Regions from separate parts of the Homo sapiens genome. Here region 1 is linked to region 2. A link is an interaction called in ENCODE POLR2A ChIA-PET data of the cell type or tissue named here. Cell type or tissue: Panc1. All regions are shown on one strand.

Region 1 (2,500 bases), 310 kb before region 2:
CAGGCGTGGTGACATGCACCTGTAATCCCAGCTACTCAGGAGGCTGAGGCAGGAGAATCACTTGAACCCAGGAGGTGGAGGTTGCGGGGAGCCGAGATCGCGCCACTGCACTCCAGCCTGGGCGACAGAGTGAGACTCCATCTCAAAAAAAAAAAAAAAAAAAGAGAGAAATGAAAAGGAGGCCAGAGTTGCTGGAGCTCAGTGAGCCGGCGGGGAGAATATAGTAAAACAAGGCTGGAGGGGTCACCAGGGCCAGATTGCGAAACATGTTACAGGCCTTCTTAAGGATTTTTTATTTTCTTCTAAGAGCAGTGGGAAGCAAGAGTTTTAGACTGAAGAATATCATGATTAGATTTGAATTTTAAAAGATCGATGTGCTTGCAATATGGAAAATGGATTAGATTTGAGGATGACAATAGTGGAAGCATGAATGCTCTTGCAGTGGTCTGGGTAAGAAAAGATTGCCTATCAAAAAAAAGCTTGGCCAGGTGCAGTGGCTCACGCCTGTTGTAATCCAGCACTTTGAGAAGCTGAGGCAGGAGGACTGCTTGAGCCCAGGAGTTTAAGACCAGCTTGGACAACATAGTGAGATCCCATATCTAAAACAAAACAAAACAAAACAAGAAACAAAAAACTAGTCGGGTTTGGTGACGCATGCCTATGGTCCCAGCTACTCGTGAGGTTGAGGTGGGAAGATCGCTTAAGCCCAGGAGTTGGAGGCTGCAGTGAGCTATGATCACGCCACTGCACTCCAGCCTGGGTGACAGACTTGTCTCAGAAAAAAAAAAAAAAAAAAAAAAGCTTGGCTTAGAGGTGATGTCAAAGTAGCTGTATAAAATAGAGTCAAGATCTGTTCTGGAATTAAAATAAACAGGACTGAGTGAAGAGGAAAATGTGTGGGAAAAGGGATATTGAATTAGAGTTCTTTGGTTGCTAATAATAAAAATCAAATCTGGCTTAAACAAAAAGGGAATTTTAAAAATAAGGATATTGGACAACTAAAAAAATTGATCAAAAGGGTGGAGAACTAGGCTTAGAAATGACAGGGGCCAAGTCAGTAGGAGCTAATTGACATTTTCACTGGGCTACTGCCACTGGAATGAAAGAGGTCCTACTGATTTTTCCTGTCTCACTGCACTTGTGACTCGAGTGGGAGGGAGGAAGGACCTTGTGTAGGAAGGAAAGAAGTTTAATATTGAGTTTGGTGGGGCAGAAAACAGGAAAATGCCGTCTAGACTTAAGAGGTCACTGGGAAGCTGAAGTCAATTGCTTTGATAATAGGAGAACTAAAGAGAAGTCCCAGAAAAGGCACTCCCAGCTAGCTGAGTTTAAGCCATATGGTTGGCTTTTGATAATCAAGACAATAAGAGTTACAGATCTTATGGAAGGAGGATATAATTGCATCTGAGAGCCCCATCAGCTTTCATAGAGCAAGGACAAGGTATCTCGATTTATAATATTCAAAATTTAGTAAAGAAAATCCTCACCCCCCAAATGTTAGGGTGATGTTAGGGAGGAAGATTGAATTTCAGATAGCCAAAGAAACATCAGATGCCCACCACAGAGGGGGAAGTCTAGGATGACTCCCTTTCTCAGACAATAGAGTTCTTGGACTTTACAAACACAAATATCTGGTTAACCCTCTTTAACAGTTAAGAGTCCAAATGATAGAAACATAAAAAACATCTTTACTCAAGGACCTGAGCTCTTTGCAGACTTTCTAGCTGAAAACAATTCAATTGTTGGGGGGCACACCCTTCAACAAATGAAAAATCAATTTTGGGACAAGATAAAGTATAGTCCCAAGTGCATACTAACGGGTTGGCAGCCAAGTACTTCTAACCTTCTGCACTTAGAGCCCTCTTTAACTCTCTTAAAGACTGAAAGACATCTTCTTTAGTTCTCCTATTATCAAAACTATTAAATTCAGCCTCTCAGCGACCTCTAAGTCTAGACAGCATTTTCTGTTGTCTGCCCCACCAAACTCATTATTAAACTTTCCTTCCTACACAATGTCCTCCCTCTCTCCCTTCCTTTTCTTCCTTCTCTGATCCAAGTAAGCAGTACTGTGGAATTTGAGGTCAGAAGCATGTGCTATTGCATAGGGGTACACCATTGAGAGGGATAACTTTTAGACTTAAGGACCTGCCATCTGCAACCAAACAACATCTAGAGAGCTGGGCATCTAATGTTCCACTTCGTGAGCATTAAGGGTGAATGCTATTCGTACTCTGGTCAAAAGCCCAGCCATTAGGAGTTCCAGAGAACAAATTCAACGTGGAAAATCCTGTAGTATTTAGAAAATTGGAATTGGTTCTCTAATTAAGTGATGATTAAATCTGTGATCCTCTTTGAAGACATAGCACTATTATCTGGACACAGCTCTGGAAGGTACATTTGTGAAGATGAGCCTGGATAAATGGGAACTACTCTAATAAGCTGAGATCTTTTAACAAACATGTTGGGGACAAAACGAATGTGGAAAGACTTATCCGTCCTA
Region 2 (2,500 bases):
TTTTATTTAAACTGATTTGTTTTTCTATTATGAACATCTTAAACATATATAAGCAGAGAGAATGGTATAATAAACCCCACTGCCAGCTTTAACAAATAACCAATTCATGCCACTCTTTTTTCATCTATATAATTTTTAACTTACGTTTTGTGACAATCAGACTTCTGCTTACTGCTCCTCAATTAGCTTATAATTACTACCAACTTCTTAGTTTGAGAAAACTCCCACCCAGAAGGTGGACGTTTTGAGCCAAAATATGACATTTGACATGGGTGCAGCTGCTTAAAATATGTCTTCATTAAAGTCAGATGAAGGAGATAAGCTTAGTTTCGGCCTCCAAAGGAACACAAAGTTTGCATTTTTTCTTTTAAGTATAAAAGTAGAACTCTTTCCACCACCACACTCCCTTCCCATGCTCCCTTTACACACACGAACCCAAGTAAACACCCTAATTTCTGAAAAATTTAGTGTCCCAGACCTTTTGGCTATCAGCACTCACATCAGTTTCCCAGTTGCTTTGCTCACACTTTGAAGGAAACCTGGAGGCAAGGACACGGGGCAAAATAAACACTCAAACAAATTGATTCTAAGGAACAGACCTTTATACCTCTCTTCGCTTTTATGGCTTAAGATGGTGCAAAAATGTTACTTACTCCCTAAACAGTTATTAGTCTCTGTAATGTAACATAGCAGATACTTTCTAAATCCTTTTAGCCTTCTCCCCCTTACTGGAAAGATCATCATTTTTTTTTTATTTCAAAGTGGATTTAATAAAGAAAAGGAGTGCTGTTAGAGTAATACGTGAGGCTTTGACATTAAGCAGTGCAACCCTGTGGAGTCGGCAAGAACGGGGTCTCTAATCTCCAGTGATTTATAGAGGCTCTTCCTTCATCTCTGTACTTGGGGAGGGCCAAAAAGTTTAGAGACAGGCTGGCGTCCCTCTTACTCCACACCACTAACTCCTGCTGGCCAGCCTGCCTGCTCAAACTTTTAACCCTTTAGCTGTTACTTGACAGCATACCCATTAAAGCCAGTTTATTTGCTCTCAGAGGACAGAGTGGTTTCACATGGCAGTAATGTACGTGGAGGTAAACAGCCATGTCTGATGTTGAGAAATTACAAGCGAAGAGCAAAAAGGAAGCTAAAAATCAAACTGAGATCATGTGAAGATGTCTGGAAATGGTCAGAAGAGAGACCCCTTTCCATGAGTGACTAGAGTCTGTTGGGCCAGCACCCCCACCACACCCCGCCACTCTGAGTGAGCCAGCTGAGTCGCGGGGGTACATTCTCTCCCAAGTAATGCTTAGTACTTGGAATTATAACTCAAGGTCAAAGTCAAAGTTCCAGAATATGGTTAGAAAGATTAGACGACATGAAGAGTCTGAAACAAGTTGTTCCAACAAGTGGACTAAGGGGTGGAAAGGAGGGTGCACTTGTGTTGGGCCTTGCCCAAGAGGAAATGTGCAGAGGGGCCATTAGGCCTGCGCGGCCCTTCCCGAATGGGACGGGTCATTTTAAACATTGTATTGGTTATAGATAAATACTATGAGCATGTTTTCATGCTCCACCCCTGTCCTCCAAAACCAAAATCTGCTATTCTAAGGCTTTTTTGAATACCAAGGTACCTGGAAAACACCAGCCACCATCCTGGCTAGGCCAGGATTTGGTGGTTCTCAGTACAGCCCTTTCGCCCATGGCTGGGTACAAGGCCTGCTTGGAGGATTGGCATGTGGGGTGGTAGCTTCTTTCTAGGCATCTCTGCATTAAAAACTGTCAAGAAAATTTCCAGTCCTTCAGTGCGCCATATCTTGTGGTTGCTGCCGACTTGGTTCCTTGTCTCTATCAGTCAGACAAGAAAGCACTCCTCCTAAGCCCACTGGGAATGAAGGAGAACTTGACCTTGGTCAAGGTCTTGGGCTGAACTTCAACTTTTAAAAGATCAAAGCACCACATTTGCCAACAAGGACTCACTGGGGATCTGAAGTAGAAAGTGCATGCCAACCTAAAGCTAGGACAATCTATAGCAGAGATGGCTCTGGGACAAAGCCCTTGTACTTGATAACCTTGGGCCCTTGCTGCCTGGATCCACTCCCAACAAAGAAACATACAGAGCCCCACTTTAAGAGGCTTTCTGGAATCAAGCACCCAGGTCAAGAAGTAAGACTGACAAAGATCAACACTACATACTTTAGGGCCAGCAGATGACAAGTCAAGGTCACAAAATTCACTACCGATAATAGCACAGCAAGCCATCAAAGACCTTACACTTTCCCTCCCCACAGCCCATGTAATTTCTTTGATTCAAGTTGATTGAGTGCCTCATTTAATGGAGTGGTTAAGGAAGGAACCAAGGCAGAGACAGGGAGTGACTTGCTGAAGAGCACACAGCCAGTTGGTAAGAAAGTCAGCAACAGAGCCCAGGGCTTCTGACTGTCTTTTACACTTTGGTGTAGAGTAACAAGCTAGAGTTGTAAAGATATCAGAACCAAGTTCGAGTCCC

Evidence for each region. ChIA-PET counts read pairs that join two places held together with the same protein. Peaks named below come from ENCODE experiments on the same cell type or tissue, not always from the same donor. Only the 100,000 strongest peaks of a DNase experiment are listed, where the experiment ranks them.
Region 1: POLR2A ChIA-PET joins it to region 2 with 11 read pairs; 2 of 35 experiments call an interaction of 5 or more read pairs at or near these places.

What each region holds. Positions count from the first base shown.
Region 1 is chr17:61,599,467-61,601,966 of GRCh38, reverse strand. No RefSeq gene overlaps it. Among named protein-coding and RNA genes, the nearest start is that of NACA2, 9.5 kb to the right of the region's middle. In Panc1, no CTCF peak of the experiment used is centred here; no DNase peak of the experiment used is centred here.
Region 2 is chr17:61,287,983-61,290,482 of GRCh38, reverse strand. All of the region lies in intron 22 of BCAS3 (BCAS3 microtubule associated cell migration factor), which reads right to left. Among named protein-coding and RNA genes, the nearest start is that of TBX2-AS1, 110 kb to the left of the region's middle. In Panc1, no CTCF peak of the experiment used is centred here; no DNase peak of the experiment used is centred here; H3K27ac peaks cover 1,067 bases.